Regions from separate parts of the Mus musculus genome. Here regions 2 and 3 are each linked to region 1. The links are chromatin loops, found by intact Hi-C in ENCODE. Cell type or tissue: heart. All regions are shown on one strand.

Region 1 (8,000 bases):
CTTTTCTTTTCTTTTCTTTTCTTTTCTTTCCTTTCCTTTTTCTTTTCCTCTTCTTTCTTTCTTTCTCTCTTTCTTTCTTTCTTTCTTTCTTTCTTTCTTTCTTTCTTTCTTTCTTTCTTTCTTTCTTTCTCAATAGTAAAGAAAGTTCTGATTTAAAACCTGCCACGATGAACTGTTTGCAAACTGTTCTGGGGGTTTGAGGTACACTGGCTATGAGGAATGGTCACCGCATCAGTCTTAAGAGTCCTCTTACTCACTTTTCTTTCTTCCTCAGATGTGTAATCCTCCTGCCTATCTCCAGTCTGGGATTATAGGCAGAAACCATCAAACTCCAGCCAAGTCTCATCCCTTTTGAAGCTACTTACACCCTACTTATTCCTTATGGTTTTTTTTTTCCTGATTCTGCCCACGGGGTTTCCTCCCTCATATATATATGAGGTACACACACACACACACACACACACACACACACACACACACACACCTCCCAGTGGTCTGGTCTGCGGAATCCCCTCCACAATGTAAGTTCTGCCTAGAGACAGTGGCATCAAATCTACAGGTACAGTCTCTTCTAATAGCTTACCAACCACAAACTTGGGTTTTTTCCAAAATAAACGCTGCAGGGGCAAAGCAGAGTGACTTCTTTCTCAACAAGCTGCTCTCACAGTTGTCCTTGACACAGTGGGTCGGCAGCCCCTGTGGACTCCATGAGACTCAGTTGCTATGTCTCCCCTGAATTTTGGGTATTTTAAGGTTTTCTTCAGTCTTGCAAGTGGGATTAATGAGAAAAAGCTCATTTTTGCATCCCTTCGGTTTTGTCCTTGGGCCTGCAAGATTGACCTTGAAAATGGCAGGGTGTCTTGGGAACCCATCTCTGTGTTGGGAAGGTCTTTGATAAGAAGCTAGCTCTTTGCGCGACCGGCCAGGTCGCTCCAGGGACAGGCTTTTCTGCAGCCACTGCAGAAGCCTCGCCATGTTTTCTGCTGTGTCATCACCATAAGAGCTGTGTGGAAAGCTGTTCAGGGGCTCGGTGGATGAAAATAAGGGCGGATTTTCAGCCAACAAGGATGGAAAGAATGGTCATGTCCAACACAGTGCTCTGCGACATCTTGACATGTGAGCTGGGTCTTCCCAAGTGCTCTGTCATTCCAAGAATTCTACAGTATAGGGTAGGGGTGCCCCCAGTGAGACAGAACAGTAAGCCAATGGGAATACCAGCCACAGACCTGGGCCAGGAGAGTCTTAGGTGGCTGGGTCACGTGCATAAATTGTTCCCCGGGGTCTAGACTGGCAGGAGCCACAACCGGTTCCCAGCTACAGCCCAGGGTGGGTTTGGCAATTGTCCGGATTGAGGTGGTTCAGGCCGCCCACAAGCACAGACCAGGAGTCAGGAACCGAGGCTGCCCGCTGGGCTGGCCTGCAGAAGAGGGACGGGCCGGAACTGCAACCGCAGTGGCAGAGAGTGCGAGGGGGCGGCAGGTGCATAAGCAGAGAGGCGGAGCAGAGCTGGGCAGAGTCACTAGCGTCCTGGAGTGACCTTCCCCCACCTGGCCATGGCCTAGGGGAGGTGGACCTGCAGTAAACCCCGACCAGTACGAAGGGGTAAGACCAGTACGAAGGAGTTGAGGTCTCCGAGGTTCCCAGAGAGCGATGCAGGTGCAGGCCACAGCATTGGCGAGCGGGGGCCGGGAGGACGAGGAGGATTGTCCAGGCACAGCTCGGGGCAGAGAGAGGGCCAGCAGAGCTGCGGGAGCAGTACTCACCCGCCCCCAGTCCCTCTCCGCACCCCTGCTGCGGTGCCAGCCCCTTTAGCTTTGCCGGCTCCTTTGTGCGGGGCCCCGCGCCCGCCCCTTCGGGGGCTCAGGCCCCGCCTTCTCGGCGCTGGCGATTGGCTTGCCGTGCCGCCGGTAGGCGGAGCTACGGATGGTGGAGGCGCGGTATATAGTAAAGGTAGGGCGTGCGCCCTCAGCCAATTTCTCGGCTCCTGGCCTGCGCGCCCGTGTGCCGAGCCCGCGCTCCACTCCGCTCGCCCTTCCCGGTGACTTTCCCTCCTTGTCCCTGGTCCATCTCGCCAGAGGTCACAGCAAGCAGAGTGGTGCAGCTACAGCTTGAAGCAGCAGCTGCGGGGTTCGCTGAGCCCCCCGGAAGGCGATCGGAGTGCGGGGAAAGCCCGAGAGCGGCCGCGCGCCCACCTCTAGGTGCGGGGCTCGGAGCCGCCCAGCCCGCGCGCGCCCTCCTCCCTCGTCCCTCCTCCCTCCGCCCCCGCCGCACCTCCCCCTCCTCCCGCTCTGCCTAGGCTGCTCCGCGGCGCGCCTCGCACTCGGAGAGCCGCAGCGGCAGCGGCGCGTCTCGCTTTCGGAGACAGAGCCGGGCCGCGGGGACACCGAGCAGCCGCCGCGAGGACGCCCAGGGCGCGCGCCGCACTCGCCCTCCCTCGGCCTCGGCCGCCACTGCTGAGCAGACACCATGGCCCGCGGAAAAGCCAAGGAGGAAGGCAGCTGGAAGAAATTCATCTGGAACTCGGAGAAGAAGGAGTTTTTGGGCAGGACCGGTGGTAGTTGGTGTAAGTACGCGCTCCGCGGCTCTGCCGTCGGCGCCTTGGCTTTTCTTAGGAGGCGCGTCTGTACGCGAGCACTGCGGACAGTTCGGCGCCCGCGGGGCTGACCAGGGTGTTAGGGAGTGGGTGGTAGGAGCTGCTAGGAGCGTGCGGCCCTGGGCTTGGCATCCAGTGACAAATGTGGGGGGTCCCCAGGATGCGCCTCGGGTGGGGAGCTGGAGCTAGGGTTTTGGGTATGGTAGGGATCTTCGTTTCCTAAGCCTTTCCTCCTGGGAAATTCGGTCAGGTTCCAGGAGCCTATGTATGTACCCTCCCTTTCCATCTCCCAAGACCTTAGAAAAACGAGATTTGGGGCCGTGAGCAGAACTCACGAGCGTACCTGTTCTAATGCAGACGATGCTGCGATAGATAGCATCATTCTTCCAGTCTAGAAATGTATCTAGAATGGATAGGAACGGGGAGAAGAAATGCATCCACACTGCAGTCCTCACACATTGCAGTCATCACAGCCCAGAAATGGCCCAGTGAGCTCCATTCATGGCTCGTTTTTTAAGCCTTGGCTAGACATGGTGTTTTTAAGCTCTTCATGATACAAACGAAGAAACAGGTTATATTAGAGCATTTCATGCAGCCTGTTGCTTCCTTGGCTGGACTCCCCCTCATACCCCATTGAAAATTACATACCGTGTTTGTTTTTTACCTCCTTACACTGGAAAGGTACTAGGTTTTTTTTTTTAAGGTCATTTTGAAGGGCATAGTTGTAGACAAATCCATGAGTCGTGACTGCGGAAGGGAGGGAGGGAACTCCCCTCTGCTGCATCACTGCCCCCCTCCTTCTCCAGTATCACCATCACCACCAGCTCCTCTACCTTCTCTCTCGCCTCCTTCCCCCTCCCACCCCTATAGCAGCAGCATTGCAGGAACTAAGGGAACCCTGAAAACTAACGATGCGATGCTGCGTTCCTGTGTGGGGAGGGTCTATGGAAATAGACTGGAGAATGAGTCAGGGAAAAGAGCGCTTGGCTGACATTTTGAAAAGGAAGAAGCTGGGATGTATGATTTTTTTTCCTCCTAAAGAAAAAAAAAATGCAGTTAGGGAGCCTCTCAAAAATAAAGGGTTAATAATGCATCATTCTTCAAGGTTATGAAGGTGACGCCTCATTCATTCCACGGTATTACCAGGGAGCATAGGCATCCCTGAGCCATGGGAAAATGGAGTCTTAAATGGATGGCTTTTTATTTCGCCTTATATTCCATTTTATTTGTGGAGACTGTCCTTCCATGGGAGTATGCCCGTAGCATACCCGTGTTTCTGTAACGTGGAAGGAGAGACCTGAAGAGATGTGAGGTTTGTAAAGGATGACCAGCCTGGGCTATTTCCTAGCAACTCTTTGTAACTCAGCTAGGAGGCCTAGGAGGTGCACTGCGGAATTGGCCCCTCCTCCCACGTTGGCTAGGGCTGCTTTCCCTGGTGGTCTGGCCCCTGCAGCAGCATCACAGGACCAAGGGGGTGGCACTGACGCCAGGGACCTTGTGAAATTTGCCCTCTAGTGTTTTTCCACTTCTTAAAACATCTTTCTTTTCCTCATTCCAATCTCACACTCCTTCTTTGAATAATATTTGCTTTAGAGGGTAAGGAAGGCAGTATGGAACAGCTTGTTCTTTAAAGCGACATTTAATGGGACAGCCCTTCTGTATCAGACAGGGAGAGAGAATGAGCCTGTGTGGTCTTGAGGGTCACATCCAGCAAGGTAGTGATACCCACGGACTTAGGAAGCAGCTGCCGCAACTCATCTTCCATTTTGTGGGTGCTGAGCTCGAAACCCAGTTTGTGTTTTGTGCAATCCTATCTGTGCCCCTTTCACAATGTAAGAAATGACAGAGAAGTTCCTATGTCATAGAGAGAGAGATGCCCCCTTTCCAGCTCTGGGCCCAACATGGATGCCCTTGGGACCAGGGCACGATGCCCTTGGCTCCGTTTTGCTTATAGGTAGATTTTTCACCAAGATGGACGGCAGGAGGCTCGAGCCTGTCACCTGCTGGAGAGATCACAACTTACAAAAATCACTTTGTGCTTTCTACCTTTTCATTAAGTTTATCCATGTGTTGGTAGGTTTTTATATTTGCCATTGGTTTTCCAGGTCACTTTTTAAAACCCTATTTTTGGCATCTTAAAGAATATATATATATATATTTATTTCGCCTTATATTCCATTTATATATATATATATATATATAGGCAAAATTCCTCGTGCTCCTTGTTCTTTAATTATAGAAGGAAAAGAAAATTTGTTTTAAAGAATACAAAATGCCTTCAAAGCCGATAACCCAGCCTCCAACATCATGTCACCCAGCTGGTTGGTGGCACTAACCTAGTCTTTGTATGTGTTTCTCCGTGCCACTGGTAGCCTTGGTCTTGGGGAGAACATTGCCCGAGCTCACTAGATATGCGTGCTGCGCTCTGTCTAACCAAATGACTTTACTGCAGTGACAGGTTTACCAAGTCCTGTGCGGCAGCAACACAATCCCTCACCCAGCTTTGGTATTCTGTGCTCAGAGTGGAAAGGGTGTATATGTTCTTGAGCTTAATCATTGCGCTTGTAAAATGACTAATTTTTCCATCAATTTGTCTTTTAAACAGTAGCCTCAGTCCTGTGCCTTCTTAGGAGTCCAGGATATGAGCAGAAGGGTTGTAGTTGTTGAGGCAAATGTGGCTGAGAGCACCCAGGGTGGCACTGGAAGGGCAACAGGACAGGACAGCAGCCGAGAAGCCAGGCTCTCCAGGGGCTCTCTCGCTCACCGACTGGGTTATACCAACTCTGTACCTCTTCGCCGGAAAAAATTTTCCAGATCCCTTGACGTCACAGGCTTGCCATTAGCCTACCGCTGCCTGGATACCAAACGCAGCACTTAACCCTTGCCCTGCCAGGAGGAAGGGACAGAATGGGGGCTGTGGTTCTAGAAGATGCAGCCTCCTCTCTTCTCATCTTTGCTTTCATCTTTATGTAGGGGAGACAAGGGATGAGGTTCAGCGTTTTGTGTGGGATTTTATGTGTGTTCTGGTTCGTTTCAATAGCTCCAGAACACTGCTGTCTTGAAGTATGGATTCCTGAGGGGAAAGTTGGTGTTTTTCCATGTATGGAGAAGGCTGTGTGGCTCATTTCCACAGCTTGTGTGCCCACTCCACTCCTGGCCCCCTACCAGCATGTACACATACGCCTTTTCAATAGTCCCTTCACCCTGTAGCGTTTTTTCAGAAACCCTTTAGGAGGAACCTGTGCGCCCCCCCCCCCCCCCCCCCCCCGCAATCATGTTTCTGATAACCTTACAGATCTATTGCTTCCACTTTTCCCTTCTAGATGTGTTGTTTGACTGGCTCAGGACAGCCAGGCAATGCCTAGTGCCTAGTACAGCCTGTTACTAGGCTGCTAATCAGGGAGCTAATCCTTGTATACCAGTAACTGATAGCCTTATTCCAGTCTACCGGCTTCACGGTGGTTCAGGGTGTTTTTTGCTTGCTTGCTTGCTTGCTTGCTTTTTTATTTTTAAAGTTTATTTGTAGCTATTTCAGCCTGCCTTCTGTTAACTTCTTCTTGTTTCTTCTTCTGTGAAGAAAAGAAAAATGTAGCTTACACAAGCAGTCCTTACTCTGCTGGTCAGATGATAAGGTAAAAATGGCGGCCATTTGTACCATAGGGTTTCCTTTGTATGTTTGATTGGTTCCAGTTGCCGCCCTGTGTCCTTGAAGAAAAAGATAGTGCTTTGTAGACAGTGACTTGTTAAAGAGAGCTCCACCTGTATTTCTTAGCCTTTAGCCCCACAGGATGTGGGGTACCAGCAAGCGAGCGATACCCCTGCCCCTGAGGGAACACACTTCCGAATGTCAGATGCATTGCATAAGCTTTCCAATGCAGCTGCTGGTTTGCTGCTGATTTTCTTTTCAGAAAAGGAAGTGACTTCCTGTTTGTTAGCCCTTCAGCCACCTTAAGCATTTCTCCACCTGTGCCTTCCAAAAAAGTGTGCCTCCCTCTTTTGATTACTGAGAGAAACAGGCTGAAGAGGAACAGGGAAGGAGGTCTTTGGGAAGCCCGGGATTTGATTCCGAGCCTGTGACTACATCACAGCCGTCTCTGTCTGTTCTCCCCACAGTTAAGATCCTTCTGTTCTACGTGATATTTTATGGCTGCCTGGCTGGCATCTTCATCGGGACCATCCAAGTAATGCTGCTAACCATCAGTGAACTGAAGCCCACATACCAGGACCGAGTGGCCCCGCCAGGTAAAACTCAGGGAGTGGCTTCTCCAGAGATAAAACGGTTCCACATCCAGCCAAGAAGACACCTTCAGAAAACCTTTGTAGTAGAGCTTCAAGCTAAGTATGGGGGAGGACTCAGGACCTCTGCTGCAGCCATGGCTGCTGCCCGCATGGCGGCTGAGCTCCAGATGGCTGGCCGCAGATGTCTGTCCTACACAGTTCTGGGGTGAGGGTGGTGTATGCAGCCCCACTGTGTGATGGAGCACATCAGGTCCCCTCCGGGCTTCATTCTCCTTGGCCTTAACACTCAAGTGCTTTGTCAGCTGGTTCATTCTAGGGCCGTTCTGGCTCTAACACATGTATTTTTTCACTTGTGATAAATCCTTCAAATAATCGTGCCCACAGAGAGGAACCATGAATTCAGGGGTCTATTTTCTCTCTTGCTGATTTGACCTTGAACACAAACACCCTCTAGGCTTATCTCAGTACGCCCCTGAGGGTTTTGTGGGCCCTCTTTCCAGTTTGGCTGTCTCTGTTCTCTCTAAAAACTTCATCAGGAAAAATAGATCTTCGTAGAAGAGGGAATCCACCATTTGCCTCCTCTGCATGGAGGACAGCTGGGAGAGGAGTGGGGTTCGTGTTGCATAACTTTCACTTCTCACCCTATAAATGACCTTGAGGTTGCAGCGGGTGGGGGTAGGGTAGCAGTGTGTCTTCTGTGGGCAAGACTTTGGCTGGCTTCGGTTTGGACACAGCCATCTGTAGGTGACAGTCTTGGGGGCCTCTGCAAGCCCTGAGCAGTCCCTGTTGCAGACATGTCTCGCACTTCTCCTTGGGTATAAGGAAGAAGAAACTGCAGAATGCACAAGTTGCAAACAGTATCTCACAGTACTAAGTCAACAGTCCTCGGGCACAAGGCAAAACCCAGGATATTTTCAGATACATTTAGGTGGGAAGTGAGAAAAGAGAACGTGTAAGTATATGCAGTGACTCGACCTGCTTCATGATGCCCGGATGCCTGCAGCTCTTCTGTACCAAAAGGTGGGTCTTAGGAAAGGTCGAACAAAGCGAGGTTCCAATGTGCTGAGAACTTCAGGATCTTCAGTGTTTTGCGTGGGATCCTGTGGTTATAAGGCTTGTCTTCCATGGCCTCTTCTGCCAGCACAAGTAGTCATAGTAATTTGTACAG
Region 2 (8,000 bases), 96 kb before region 1:
ACTTCACGAAGCACTGTGAACAAAACAAGAACAAACAGACACAACATACTTGTGTTAGTTAGAGTTTTACTGCTGTGAACAGACACCATGACCAAGGCAAGTCTTGTAAGGACAACATTTAATTGGGGCTAGCTTACAGGTTCAGAGGTTCAGTCCATTATCATCAAAGTGGGAGTGTGGCAGCTTGCAGGCAGGCATGATGAAGACAGGGTTGAGAGTTCTACACCTTCATCTGAAGGCTGCTATCAAAATGACTTCTAGGCAGTTAGGATGAGGGTCTTAAAGCCCATATCCACAGTGCCACACCTACTCCAACAGGGCCATACCTTCTAATAGTGCCACTCCCTGGGCTGAGCATATACAAACCATCACCATACTAGACTCTCTACTTGGATTTATTTCTTGCTTTTTCTCCTCTGGATGAACTCTTATCTGTATGCTCAAAGCACAACACACTTGGAAAGCTATTTCTAGCAATACCTGCAGAGTGCTTTGTTGAAATACCAGTTGAGGATGGTTGAACTTCTCATCATTGTAATTTATAAGCAATTACATTTTTGCTCTGTGCATTAATTACTTTTCTCACTGTTGTGTCAAACTACAAAGCAATTCAGGGAGGTGGGTTTATTTGGTGGTATGCAAAGATACAGTCCATTGTAACAGTGGGAGTGTGAGGTGCCTGGTCATACTGCAGTTAGTCAGAAAACACAGAGAAATGAATGGTGTGTTTAGCTTTTTTTTCTATCTTTGCTCTTTTTATTCAGTCTGGAAACCTGGCTCACAGGTTGGTGCCTAAGGGTCAGTGTGGGTCTTCCCTCCTCAATTACAATTCTCTAGAAGCATCCTCACAGACCACATTCCACAGCTATCTCCAAGGTGATTCAGAATCCAGTTGAGCTTAAAATGAAGGATAACTTCTACGGTCCATTTCTATAGGCATCAAAACATCTAACATTGACTGCCTTGGTCCGTTGCTTGCTAAAGCTAATTCTCTTCCTTTGATCCTAGTGATGTCCAGCCTCCACTTAACAGCCACAGACATGGCTCTGGTTTGCATGTGTTTGAGCCAGGCAGCTCCAGTCTGCTAACAGGACTCTGACTTCTTCTTTAACCTCTCTGTCTTCATGTTTTGTCTGTGAGAGCACACACAAGAACTGCAATGGCAAACAGGATTGCACTGGTGACCAAGTGGCCTGAACTTGGGGAGTGCCTTAAGAATGAGTGATTGGCACTTCCTAAAGATGCCCCCCACCCCTGACCCATGCCAGCTGCAGATTTCCATTCATTCTCCTGGCCCTCTAGTCCTCTCTCCTGTCTCTTCCCACACCAGATCTTGCCAGAGAAGTGGGATGGGGGAAATTCCCAGGAATCTATGGAGTGACTTAAGCTGAGCCTCAGAGCAGTGGGAATATAGGACCTGAAATAGCCACCTCCTGTAGCCAGGCAGGACGCCCAGTAGAGCAATAAGGACACCAACCCACCCACAAAACTTTCAAACCAAATTTTGTCCTGTCCAAAAGAAATGCAGGGACAAAGATGGAGCAGATACTGAAGGAATGGCCATCCCAACCGAACTTGAACTTGAGACCAATCCCATGGGTAAGCATCAATTCCTGACACTATTAATGATACTCTGTTATGCTTGCAGACAAGAGCCTAGCATAACTGTCCTCTGAGAGGATAGCCAATGGAAAGAGATGCAGAGACCCACAGTCAAACATTGGAGGGAACTAGGAGACACTTATGGGAGAGTTGGGGGAGGAACTGCAGACCCCAAAAGGAATAGGAACTTCACAGGAACCAACAGAGTTAACTAACCTGGACCCCTGAAAGCTCACAGAGACTGAACCACCAACCAAAGAGCATATACGTGCTGGAACTAGGTCCCATACATATATAGCACACACGCAGTTCAGCCTTCTTGCAGGTCCTGAACAACTGGAGCAGGGGCTATCCCAAAAGTTGTTGTCTGTTCATTCCCCTAACTGGGCTGCTTTGTCCTCAGTGGAAGAGGATGCACCTCGGCCTGGAGAAACTTGATGTGCTAGGGTGGGAGGATATGGAGGGAGAGGGAATCCACCCTCTCAGAGGGGAAGAGGAAGGAGCATGGGGGAGAGACTGTCTGAGAGGGGAAACAGGAGGGGGCAAATGGAGAAAGAAAGAAAAAGAATGAGTGAACAGAGAGTTTGCTGACGCTTGGTGTTGCTGTGTCCTCAGGCCACTTCCCTGTCCTGTGGCTTTATTCTCTCAGTCTGAAGAATGCCAAGACAGAAGACATTCCGTAAACAGCATATGAAGTCGTTAATAAACCAGCATGTGAAACCTGAGTCTATCCTCAAGGATCAGACATGCAGCTCATCCCTCTGCAGATGGGAAATGTGCACATACAGGCTTGTACACAGGAGCACACATGTATGCGCACATACACCCACGGGGTCCTTCTGACACTGAATTTGTTCCATGCCTGTCCAGAAGGGATAATGAGTGCTGTGTGTGTCAAAAGACCAGTTATAGAGACCAAGCCTCAAATTCACCAAACCTATCCCACCCAAAGATCTCACTCCCTTGTAAGGCTCTTAGAAGAGTCACCAACCTTCTGCTCAAATCACACAGCAGAGAAGCTCCCTCCTGCCAGGTCACACTTTGTGCTCTCACTGATAAGATGCTGGTAAATATCACACTCTATGTCTAGTCTCGTATCTGGCCATGTGTAAAGCACCCCTATCAGTTAGTGCCTCCTGGGACATCTTTTTATACCATTTTATACCTACCATATGTACCACTTAATCCCACTGTAGAGAGGGGGTGCTCACAGCTAGGGAACTCGATAAGTAATGGTTAGGGCCACTTCCTAGGGAAACGTGGTATATTTCTGGTATACCACAGTTGGCTCTTTCATAGGACAAGTTTTTAGAAACTAGAAGAAAGATCCCTTTTATCCCATACAGAACAAAGTTATTTGTGGTCAGGATTAGATTTATCAGTTATCAAAGTCTGTGGGGACACAGAGATACTGCTCTGTGGTAGAGCACTTGTATAATGTGCACAAGGTCCTGGGTTCAATATCTGGTACTGAAGAAAGGAAAAAAAGGGATGGAGGTGGCTGTTAATGGAGGGTGAGAAAGAGCTCCCAAATGCCAGTAAAGGAAGCACCATTATCAGCAGAGTGAAACCACAGGGAATGCTGGTTACAAATGAAAAAGATTCCTGTGCTCTCTACACCCAAATGCTCAGATCCAAAGCATCCAGAAATCAGTGTGATGAACGTGGATCCAAGGAGACCTTTCTTTCTCGACAGGTTTGTACACAGAAATGGAGGCGACTCCAGCCAACACAAATTCGTCAGCCTCCTCTGGGCTGAGATAGACAGCCAGTAATTTCCCCTGGGCCTCAGCAGCAAGCAGTACAGCAGTGGCAGCAGCAGGACCTATGTGTGCTTATCTGAAGGCTGTATGACATCCCGTTTGATTGTTTTTACAGCATTGCTCCCAGGGGCCGGAAGGCTATGCCCAATTTTCTTTGATCTGACACTTAAGAGATTTCCCACTGCTGCCTTTAGAAGTGCTGAGTCAAAGCTGCACAGAAACCAGGTAAACATGTCTAATGCAGAACTGCTTTCTACACTGAGTGTGAGGGGCATCCAGAGTTCAAGGACGTTTTGAAGGTCATAGCTTTAAAAAGACTCTGACTCAAACTCCTCTGTCCCTCCAACTTATCCTGGGTGGAGACTTTCCAGCAGCCTCCCTTCTTCATTCCCAGGTGTCAAAATGAAGTTGACTACAGGGAAGGATAGGTGTTGGAAAATGCTGTATTTATGGTCCCAGCTGGAGGAAAAGGTAGAATGTGTACACCTTCCTTGCTGGGCCTTCCTTGCTGGGCCTTGCCCAGCGTGTGTCCATTAGGAGCCCAGAGGCATTAAAATGCTTGTGTGGCACAGATGCAGGGCGTGTAGTGGGTAACAGGAGTGGGGTGTGAGGGCGAGTGCCAATAACTGCATCTTAAAATGGGCTCATGCTTATGATGTAACATTTTAGCAAACACTACAAGGAGACGAGTTTGAATCTTGAAGGACCCAGGTAAATGAAGAGAAGAACAATAGATGTGGAGTTTCTAAGAGGCAAACTAGGAAAACAAAAGTCCCAGGGGCTAGAATAGAATGAGCTAAGGACAGTAGGGACAATGGACAGTGACATCTGACGTGCAGTGGAGTGACCAAAATACATGATGTGGAGAACCTCAAAGGACAGTCTAAGGATGCCAACGGAGTCATTTGAACACAAATTATTTTATGCTTTAACTAGGCCAATATGACAGTTGCACTGAGACTAGACAGCAGATGCCAGAGGAAAAGGCAAGGGAGCCCTCTGGAGAGCATCAAAACTATCCTTGTGAGACAGGATGGTGATGGCACCAGGGTGATGTCAAGGCAATGACCAGAGAATGATGGAACTTGCCTCAAAACAAGCAGATGAAAGCATGACAAACTATGAGGAAACTGAGCCCTGAGTCTGGGTGAAGGGCACGCAGGTCCTTCTTATCTTCTCTCTCCCTTTGAATGGTACAAGAAAGTTTTTAAACAAGCACACACAAAGATGAACAACCCGAGTAAATCACTGAAACAGGAAAGATGGATTGTGATGGGGAGCGGGGGCAGGAGTGGGGGTCATGCTTAGAGGCATAGCAGGAAAGGAAGAAATGAAGGAGGGAGGGCCTCATTCAATGACCTCAAAATTCTCACAAAACTGAACTCCCTACCTAGGGCCCACGCAGTGGAATAAGCAGGAAGTTGGGTTGGGCTTTGAAGAAGAAAAGTTTATCATGAAACCATTGCACATGACACCAGAGAAGACGGACAGCGGGGATAGCAGGCTGCAGGTTCATGTGGCGTCTCAGAGCAGCAATGTGTTCTGAGACCTCACCACAGTTCTGCCATGCCATTACTAGGCACTTCAATGTTTCAGAGTGTATTATGCCAGGAAGGCCAAACACCCTTCGGATGGAGGCTAACTTCTCTTTGTTCCTTGGTTTTTCCAGGGTCAAGGAGATTCTTTCTTCCCACAGTTCTCTGCAGCCAGCTCCCAGAACTCTGGGTTGGGGGTGGAGGGGAGTGCAGGGGAATAGAACCCACACATGTAAACCAGAACTGCTCTCTACACTGAGTGTGAGGGGCATCCAGAGTTCAAGGACGTTTTGAAGGTCACAGCTTTAAAAAGACTCTGACTCAAACTCCTCTGTCCCTCCAACCTATCCTGGGTGGAGACTTTCCAGCAGCCTCCCTTCTTCATTCCCAGGTGTCAAAATGAAGTTGACTACAGGGAAGGATAGGTGTTGGAAAATGCTGTCTTTATGGTCCCAGCTGGAGGAAAAGGTAGAATGTGTACACCTTCCTTCCTTAGTCAGAAAAACATTTGCTCTGCAGTGGCCTTCAGGATTCGGAGAAATTATTAAGTCAGTCCCAGTGGGAAAGAGAAGGATACCTAGGCCAGCTGTTTCCATCCAGGGAGAAGGGCAAAAGCCTAGGGCTAGCACTAGCGCTTTTGTGTCTGGCACAGCCGTTCAGAGACACTGCCACCTCCTTCTGTTCATGGGCTATGAGGCCTGGTGCATCATGGAAAGTTACTGTGCCTGTGGAAAATTTCCAGGAATGCAAACTGTAAGAGTTCTATCTAAGCTGGGCTGCAGGGCACTTGTCTGGCAATCTGAAAAAAAAAGGAAAAGCTTGAAAATTAAATGACAAATGTCAGCTGGAGTCCCTTAGGAATAATTCAACATACCTTGATGAAATTTCTTAAACCTTAGTCATTAGAGAAACTTTCACTCTGCAGTGGCCGTCAGGATTCGAAGAAATTAATATGGGGGTGAGGATATGGTTAAAATGATAGCACTTCTTTAAAAGGCTTAGCAGTGAGTCTAGCACATACCCACTTCTAGAAAATACTGGTCCTCTTAGTTGGTGTTCACTGATTGGAAGGGGAGATGAGTAGACTTCTAAGGGGCCAAGTAACACACTGTCCCTTCGCTGAGGTTCTGGCTGAAGAGGCACATTCAATTTGGGGAAAATGCTCAATCTATATCCATAGGATCTCTATAGTTTTACTTATGCTGTTTGAATGAAAAGTTATTAAATGTTTATGGGCTAGAAAGAGAGCTCTTCAGTTATGGGGACTTGCTGCACAATGATGGCAGCCAGAGTTCAGAGCCCAAGCACTTTCTCTGAAGGGAATGGAAACAAGAGAATCACTAGGGCTCACTGGCTTCCAGTCTAGAATACACACACACATATACACAAACCTTATACATATATGTATATACACACTGTATACATACATATGCACACATACACTATATATAAATATATATATATACACACACATTCACACACATACACACACACCATATACACATATACACAATACACACATACTCATACACATACACCATATACACACATATACATATAAACACACAAATATACACATACACACTGTATATATATGCACACACTCACACATGCACACATATGCACACTATATATGTACACACACTATATACATACATACACACATACATATACACATACACACACCATATACACATATACACAATATACACTAATACACATACATCATATATACACATAAACACACACATGCACACATATATCCACATACACACATGCACATACACTCACACATGCACACACACACACACACACACACACACACATATCACAGGAGCAGGGAGAGACCTTGCATCAGAGGAACAAGCAGAGAGTAACAGAAGAGAATGACAATCCATGCTTGCACACAGGCACCTGTACCCTCCTCATACATGTGTTCATATGTTCACACACAGAAACACATACACAAATAAATAAATAAATAATTTTAAGTAATTAAAATAAAAAACATACTGCCTGCCTATCACAAGTGAGTGGTTGGTTTATTAAGTCAGGACCATCTCTACTTGAGTTAATTAAAATATTTAAAATTTCTAAATTTTAATATTTCACAAATACTTCTAGTTTGACATTCCCTTTTAAATTAGGGAAAATTCCTCAAACTTATATATGGGTGTGTATACACTTGTATATATTATATATGTGTATGCATACATATGTGTATATATACATATATAATGTATGTGTGTTAATATTTTGAATGGATGGCTTTACCTTTTTCATTTTCTTTCCTTCAACCTTTGTCAATATCATTTAGAAACTTCTTTAGCAAGTAATAATAAATGAAAGCAAGAAACTAAAGAATACATGTATATACACACATATGTGTGTATATTACAATCATTCTTCCTTTGTAACACATTATAATTTTAACCACTTACTTATTTGAGATTATGTGTCTCTTACTCTCTGCTTCTCCTGCTAGATATGTGCCATGAGAGACACACCAGGCTCTCTCATTCCTTATATTTCTATAACCAACAGGGTGCCTAGTTCATAGGCAAACACTCAATAGTTGTTGAATGAATGAATGAAAACGTTGAATTGATGAATAAATGAGAAATCTTGTGTTTGGTTTAGCTGAGCAAATTCTTTGAACAAGCCCTGGATAAGACATGAGCCCATGTCCCTATAAAGAACCCATGATAATGTAAAGAAACAGAAGGGCCTTTCAAGGAGTCTCTCAAGTTGTTTATTGGGTAAATTGTTCAAATAAATGCCAGAGATCTTTGTCCTTATTTTTATTACACAAAATTTTTCATCTTAGAAGTGCTTTAAAAACAGGTCCCCTTCATTTTAAGTTTATTAATGAATCTTCCTGTTTGTACCTGAGAAGCCTTTATGATAAAGTCATAAAGGGCCCAAGGGAGAAATAAATGAAACACATAAGTTCAACCCGAGTTATTAATAGTAATAAAAAACAAGAAATCACACACGCCAAGGACAGAGAAACTACACCGGTAAGCATAAAACAGAAAACAAAGATGGGGGTGGGAGTGTTTCAAGACATGTAGACACATCGACAAGAGATAACAGAACT
Region 3 (8,000 bases), 90 kb after region 1:
TCAGCAGCAGCCAGGCAGGGACATGAGGGAAAATGGCCTTTGTAGCCACTTCTCACGTGTACACTGAGACCGCTACATGGACCCGGCGGTTCTCCTCTCACACATGTTGTATGTACTAGTCACATACCCCCTCAGACAATACTCATAGTAGTCCCATGGACTGAATGTTCTATGTTGAGACCCTAAGCTAAAGGGATGTATTAGCAAATGGAGGCGCATACATTGTTAATTTTTGGCTATAATCAAGTAGAGGATTAGAAGACATACCCTGTGAGAGTGATTAGGTCATCAAGACAAAGATACACATAGAATCTTTATAAAAGAAACTATAAGAGATGGGAAAATAGTAAAAAATCTCTACAAAAATATTTATATTTTATTCATTTAGGATTTGTTAAGGAACATTTAATCTTGATACAGCCAAGAGTATTTAAACTAACAAAATGGATATGTAGATAATATGCTAAATACTAATATTAATTTAAACCACATTAGAGACATTTTATTGCCTTTAAAATTTATATCTAGTAAAATAAAAGACATGATAACTAAAAAATAATAGTGTGTTTTTAAAAACACATAAACCAAAGGTGCAGATTATGAGCACTTAAGATTTACTTGCAATAAAGCACAAAAGAAATCACAAGAATTGCTATATTCAACAGAAGAAATTTAATGCTAATCCAAGCAAACATACATAACAAATAACCCTGTGTATAAAACTGTGTGGAAATATTTGTCTTCTCTATAGAGAAATTATGAAGCAATTCTACGTCAATGGGAACTTTCACTGGGAAATGTTTCAGAAGTCCACAGATTGGTGTGGTTCTATCTCGGCCAGCTGCCCTTACCACTCAACAGATAGCTAAAAAGTCAACTGAAAAAAAATTGTTTTGGCTCTCAGTTTGGCATGTTTCATTCCATGATATGTTGCTTTTAGGTCTGTGATTAGACTACCTAGCACAGCAGACATGCCAGGCAGAGCAAAGCATTCACTACATGGTCAGGAAGCAAGAGAAAAGAAGGGCTCTGTCCTCTTGTCCACCTCAGGGACACACCCTTGATGATCTAAAACCCCTTACCAGGTCTCACCTTCCAAGGTCACCATGAAGTATGTCATTAACATATGAGTAGTGAGAGAACACTTAGGATCTAAAATACAGCTGGCTTGTTCTGGTTTATGCTACTATTCCAAAAATAATTTAAAAATTTAGTATAATTGCATTAATTTAGTAACATACAATAGTTTAGGTTCAGTTTAACTATTAAATTAAGAACTAAGAAAGGCACTTAGGGCCTCATATTGATCCATTACCCAACCATAAAATTCAACTTAGTTGTTAAGCAAGTAGGTTTACAAAACAGACCTGATTTAACCAATATCATTAGTGACCCTCCACTTACAGCACATATCTAGATCTAAAATGAGCATTTCCCTTACCAACTGTCTAATAAGGATTACTCAGAACTCACTGCAAGGCAATGGAAGGAGGAACCAATAAGAGCTTTACAGATCTACCCAGAATGTAGTGCCCACTCATTAAAACCGATCCAACTGTAACTGTGGGCGTAGAAAACAGTAAGGGTAGACTCCATACCAACAAAGCATGGACAGAACAGGCAGACAGCAGCTAGGACTCCCAGGGAAGAGCAATCAAACACGAATCCTTACCGTGAAGACAGAATAGGTTTAACATAGCAAAGGACATAAGGAATAGCTAGCCTAGCCTGGTTGCAATAAGATAACAGGCTTAAGACTGAAAAGATTAAGAAGAATAGAAAACAATGTACGAGACCAGGGAAAACCAGAAACCTACAAAGCAGGCTCTGCACCACAGGGACCCCCAGCTCCCTGCAGGGGAGGTTCCTCCTCATCTGAGAGGTGAACTCCTTTGGGACTGGAAGAAGAGCAACTCCCAGTTAAAGATGGCGTGCAATCACAAGGATGCTACATATGTGAAAAAAACACCGGTAGAAATTTGTTTCTTTTAGAGCCAAACACCACAAAAAGACTGAAAAGCTAACTCTAAGCCATGTAAACATTTGTCCATATATGGACAAAATAAATATTTTCCCTGATCTAAAATTAGTTCTGTTGTTTGTCACCTTTTCAAGAAACACATTTTAGAAGCTTCTCAAGGCTATCTGGCTTTGCTTATACTTTTTAAAGGACTACACAGTTTTGTCTATTTTAGCTACCCAAAGTCACAGCTAAGGAGACCTGCAAATCTAGACACAATATTTCAAGAACATTGCTTCTTCTGCTGGTTCGAATGGCTCTGGCATAGCTTCAGGAAGACTACATTGCCACGTATACAACAGGCTTCAAAATAGACACATCCTTGGCTATAAATCAAATAATTCTTGCCCTCGCCTGTGCAGTGTGTTCTAAAATTAAATTCTTGCCCTCTCCTGTGCAGTGTGTATTATGTTCACTGGTACAGACCACTTTCCCCCTAGTCCCCAGCATGCTGATAATGAGACAGCTTTGATGCTGAGGCTCCTCAAAGTATGGTGCCAGCTTTCAGTAGTGTGAGCGTGACCTGGAAACTTAACAGAAAAGCAAGGTCTTATGGGATAGATTGGTGCAGGCCTGTGACCTCAGATTCTTGAGAGTCACAAAAAAGAACCACAAAAAAGTCACAGCCTTTCTATGTCCACAACTCAACCTACCCAACCAAGGGAAATCATAAATGTGCAATTAGTTTTGTCTTAATTTCTCCTACTCTTTATTCTTTAATTTGAAAATGATGAAACACATAAAATGAAAATAAAGTTGTATATCATGAAAGTAAATTTTCCCCTACTTTAGAATTTCAGTTCTTAATAAAGGCATTCATTGCTGTGTTCATTTCTCCCATGTTCTTCTAAAATGTTCAACCCATTCACAAGCATACTTGTGTGTGTGTGCACCATACATTTTATGCTTTACTTAATTTCCATATATGAGTTGTTAATAAAAATAAACCTATGGTACAGGGTATGGCATCCATGTGAAGTTTAATAAATAGTTTTGGAGCTAACTACCAGCGACATCCCAAGCCGGAGCTCTTGTTACAGGTCTCCAACAGTTAGCCTCCCCCCTTCGGAGGTGACTGCTTGGCTGTGGAAGGCTCACTCCTGTATGCTTTACCACCTACTCATTGTTATTTTTTATTGATACATAAGGTAAATGAAGACGGGAAAGAACAAGAAGAAAAGACAAGCTAAAGAAAAGGAATGGAGAAGAATGTAAAGAAGGCAAGAGCAAAAGGCAAGAGACTGGAGCAGAGGAAAACAAAAAGATTTCATGGGAAAATGCATAACTAACAGATAAGTATAAGAAGGGAATAAACCAAAAACATATACAAGCCTTTTTAAAAATTGGAAAGAGCCGGGCAGTGGTGGCACACGCCTTTAATCCCAGCACTTGTGAGGCAGAGGCAGGCAGATTTCTGAGTTCGAAGCTAGCCTGGTCTACAGAGTGAGTTCCAGAACAGCCAGGACTACACAGAGAAACCCTGACTCAAAAAAACAAAAACAATAACAAAATCGGAAAGATACAGTCAAAAAACTACTAAAGGTAGATAAGGAGACAAAAAAAAAAAAAAAAGGCTGATAGAAGATTGCTCAATAAAGAAAAAACAAAATTAGACAAGGGCATGGAGATTATGGAGATGACTAAAAAAGATGGATAGAAGACGGTATAAAATATAGTAAATATTAAAATAGTAAAATTAAGTAAAATGTTCCTAAAAGTACAACGGAAAGACCAGAAAGGAGTGCACAGTGTCTTCCTGTGCTTTCTGCTGCTCTGTGCTGAACTGTGCTGGTGACTGTCTGACATCCCCAAAGGCCTTCACTTTGCTAGTTGCTTAGCAGCGGCCTCTGCTGGTCACAGTTAGCTTTTCAGTCCCAGGGTTGGACTGACTGCCCCACCCTTCTGAGTCTACCAATTTGTAGCCCCTGAGGTGACTGTGAGGCAGGGGGTTGCTCCCAAGTATCATAATGTGAGGAATGCAGCCACAGGACTGAGGGCTGCACAAACTCCTGGGCATTAATCATCGTGGAGGACTGTGATGCAGATAACAAGCACACACACACCCCCACTCACACCCGGAGGTTCCCCGAGTTCTTCACCTCTCCATCAGTGAAGCCTACAATAGGCACTTGGCTCCAGAGACTGGTCTAGCCACAGACCTCAGGCTCAGAGTCATTCTCAGTGAATGAAGTCAGCTCCCGGTGCTAGAGGCGAGACTTTCGTTATACATGGCATTGTTTGGATGAGCAGCTTGAGATCTGCATTTCTGGGGCTTGTCAGCAAATCGTAGAATTAGATTGACACTTCTGAAAGCTATAGCTTGTCTTGAGGGCAAGACTCCAGGTAGTGTTCATCAGAGCTTCTTAGTCACACCACTGGTTTCTAACTAGAGCACTCAAAGACAAAGTCCAATGCACGTGTGCTCAGCAAGCCTGTGACTGCAGCGTGCCTTAGGAAGGTAAGTGCTAAAGAAAGTCACAGTCAAGTCCAAAAGTCAATATGGGAGGAACTACACAAACCTCTGAATATCAATGTGGTAGTTTCAAGGAAAATGGCCCCCACAGACTCATAGGGAGGGGCATTATTGGAGGTGTGACCTTGTTGGAGGAAGTGTATCACTGGGAGGTGGGCTTTGAGGTTTCAAAAGCTGAAGCCAGCCTAGTGGCTCACTGTCTCTTCCTGCTGCACTGCAGATCTAGATGTAGAACTCTTGACTACCTCTCTGTCACCATGTCTATATCTGTGCCACCATGTTTCCCCGCCATGATGATAAAAGACTAAACCTCTGTACCGCAAGCCAGCTCCAATGAAAAGTTTTCATTTGTAAGAGTTGCCATGGTCATGGTGTCTCTTCACAGCAATAAAACCCTAAGACAATCAAGAAACAATTCACTAGGGGCCACAAGTGCATCAACTGAGAGAGTGGTTCTGGTACCTTGACTGGGCAGAGTGAAACTTTTATCCTGCTCTCCTGCTCTTTTGTGGTCCCTCACAAAGAGCAGGAGAGCAGGAGAGCTGACCTTAACCCTGCTGGCGGCAGCATTGGGTGGGCTAGCTGGGGCAGTGCTGGAGAGCTTGCTCAGCTCTCTAATATACTTCTAGGCCCAGATCCAGGGGTCTGAGTTGGCCCACCCTAAATTCTACACCATCTGTGAACTGTTGGAGAGCACGAGAGGGCCAGTCCTGCAATTCCAAAGCAGAAGACTTGCCATGACATAGGAGGGCAACAACAGGATAACTGGGACGAGTCCCGGATCCAGTACCAATGGTGTGGCAGAAGCCAGAGGCCTCGGACCAGACCAATGACTCATTGCAGCGAACATTTCCAAGTGAAGATGTGTGGACAGAGGGAAATACTGTGGGACATGCTACAGCTTTGATGATGAGATGTTTTCTACACTTTAATTTTGTCGTCATTGTTGTTTTGTTTCTATTATCTTTTAGGGGTGGGGCTTGCAAGGGTGAAGAGTGAATAAGAAGGGGCAGAGAGATAAGATTCACACACACACACACACACACACAAATCAATTAAAACAAACAAACCAAGCAAACATAGAAGAAGAATCCTGGAGCTGGAGGTAGGACGATGACGCCACTACTGATAGACAGTGCTCTTCCAACTTTGATGAGCCCTACAAGCACTTGAGCTTGTGGACTATGCCTGTTCACAGGCCTTAACCTTGGACTTCTCAGCCAGGTTAGTATCTTCTGAGCTTGTTCAGTAGCTCTAGAGTAGGGCTGAGACATGCATTGGAGGTGTCTGAGCTGTCTCTGTGAACACTCGGTTTGAAAAAAAACTAAACTGAAAACTTCACAGTGGGCAATACCGCCATTTCCCCTGGGAATTTGTCCTACTCAGTATTTTGACTGCAAGTGCATACATCTGTGTACCACATGCATACCTGGTGCCTGTGAAGGGCAGAAGAGGTCACTGGATCCCTTAGAACTAGAGTTGCAGACAGTTGTGAGCCACCATGTGGATGCTGGGAATCAAACCCAGGGCCTCTGTAAAGACAAGTGCCCCTAACCACTAAGCCATCTCCTTAGCCCTTTCATCTCATTTTTTGAGACAGGGTCTCTTATTGAATCTGGAAACTCAAATTGGCTAAGACTAGCCAGCAAACTTGGGGAATTCCTGTCTTTGTCTGTCCCTTACCCCAACACTGGGGTTAGAGATGAACGCTCTGCCATTCTGAATTTTGGTTGTTGTTTTGTATTTTAATGTGGGTGCTGGGGGTCCCAGCTCAGGTCCTCAGAAACAGAAAGACTTTGCTGACTGAGCTGGATCCCCAGGACACTCAATTATTTTTGTTCTGGTAAACATTTGTAAAAGAAACTCCAGTAAGTCCCTTCTCTCACATTTTACTGTGTTTTAAGATTCAAGGGTCACCACTCAGACACTGAGAAGCCATCTGACATATGTGCTTGACTAGTCAGTTGTTCAGCATTTCAGTTCTAGGTATACGAAGAACCTTCTAGAAGAGGATTAACGCCAATGGTTACATAGGTCTCCAACAAAAGAGTCCCATCTCCCTCGCTAGCTTCCCAGGCTAGTCTGTTAATGGGCTGATCATCTAGTAGAGGGAATATCTTCAACCATTTTAGAGCTGATGACACCTAAGGTGCACATGACACAAGACTGAAGGAAAATTGACCTCAAAGACCTTGCAGCAGACATGTTTATCTGGGCACTGCCTGGTTTCCGATCTTCTCCTAGCCCTGAGCACCAGTGCCTGTGTAGCCGCACAATGAGGAACACAGACCTCCCTCCTTCCCACATGGTGCTCTGTTCTGCAGCCTACTTCCTCCCTTCCCTCTCCCAGCGAGGAGCTGGGGCAGGCCCTAGGGAGGTGGGATCCAGGGACCTGCCACATATGACATTTTATTATTTAGTTTATTAAGAAATGATTGTAAAATGGGAAAATAAGAAAGCACTGTCTGCTATCAGAAGACGAAGGAATGGTACATGCCCTGTGGAAGATGAAAGTGCGTAAATTCTGATGTGTAGTTACAACAGGTTCTTATGAGAAAGGAGCAGAACATGTAAAGAACAGGCTTACTGACTGACAAGCCTCCTCATTGACAGACGACATGGGAAACGATGGGAGGCCTTAATGTTTATACAAAATGCTAAAGGATAGTAGTCACCGGAAGTAACTCTGTGTGAGCCGAGAGCCAGCTCTGCATCCTGCTAGCCTGTACATCTGCACATCTTTCATACTCCAAAAAACAAAACAAAACAAAACAAACAAACAAACAAACCCTATGGATCAAAGCCCTTAATGCCTCTTATAAATTCTTCATTTCTAAGCCACTGCCAAGTCTACATCTCTGTCTTGATACTTAGCACACATAGGTGGCCTCTGTGTGTGAATAGGGAGCGAGGTTTTTACTCCAGTTACTTCACCAGAGCTCTCTCTATGGTCCCTGTGGCAGCATGGCTTGTTCGTGGCAAGGAAGGCTGGCAGCAACCTGAGCAAACTGGGACAAAGTGGGTCAGATGACTCTGGTAGACCTGAAATCAGTCCTGGAGGTTTTGGTATAGACTGATGCCATTCCCTCTCACTACCTTAGCATTCTTTAGAGTGCTCTGAACTAGAGGAATTCTAAGTGGAATCTTATTTAAGCATTAGACTCAGTCAGAAGATTTACATTTTAGATCAAATAAAACTATTAAGCAAGATGGTGGACTAAATGCTGACCCGCTGAAGAAGTGCCACATACCTTAAAAGGGAGAAAGAACCTCAGAAATCCATGAAAGGGTGATAGGACAGCTCAGAGACACAGAAAAACTGAGCAGTGAAGCATCATGATGAATGAAGCCACACCAGCTGCACAGTGCACCCCAATCCCGTGTGGGGGTCGAGAGCAGAAGCCTCATCCTGAGCTTCAGTCAGGGAGGGACCATGTGGAGAGCCTGGAGGGTGACAGACAGCTGTACATGGCCAGCTCTGCATCACTCCCAGAGGGCTGAATGGAG

What was found. Peaks named below come from ENCODE experiments on the same cell type or tissue, not always from the same donor. Only the 100,000 strongest peaks of a DNase experiment are listed, where the experiment ranks them.
Region 2: it touches region 1 in a loop (1.9-fold over the local background); 7 of 42 quality-filtered maps call a loop at or near these places.
Region 3: a loop joins it to region 1, with 2.9 times the contacts of the local background. A loop is called at or near these places in 8 of 42 quality-filtered maps.

The regions. Positions count from the first base shown.
Region 1 is chr1:164,452,324-164,460,323 of GRCm38, reverse strand. Atp1b1 (ATPase, Na+/K+ transporting, beta 1 polypeptide) reads left to right here and starts at 1,969. Exons shown (of 6, transcript NM_009721.6): 1 at 1,969-2,563; 2 at 6,707-6,835. The coding sequence starts at 2,467. Gm32391 (predicted gene, 32391) reads right to left here and starts at 1,801. Exons shown (of 4, transcript NR_168343.1): 1 at 584-1,801. In heart, CTCF peaks have their summits at 1,906 and 4,594; DNase peaks (open chromatin) are centred at 1,513, 1,883, 2,303 and 5,403; H3K4me3 peaks cover 6,592 bases; H3K27ac peaks cover 6,551 bases.
Region 2 is chr1:164,548,388-164,556,387 of GRCm38, reverse strand. No RefSeq gene overlaps it. Among named protein-coding and RNA genes, the nearest start is that of Gm26685, 49 kb to the right of the region's middle. In heart, no CTCF peak of the experiment used is centred here; no DNase peak of the experiment used is centred here; H3K27ac peaks cover 3,424 bases.
Region 3 is chr1:164,362,781-164,370,780 of GRCm38, reverse strand. The region is part of intron 9 of Nme7 (NME/NM23 family member 7); the gene reads right to left. Among named protein-coding and RNA genes, the nearest start is that of Gm39690, 52 kb to the left of the region's middle. In heart, a CTCF peak has its summit at 3,869 (motif pointing left); a DNase peak (open chromatin) is centred at 3,890; H3K27ac peaks cover 154 bases.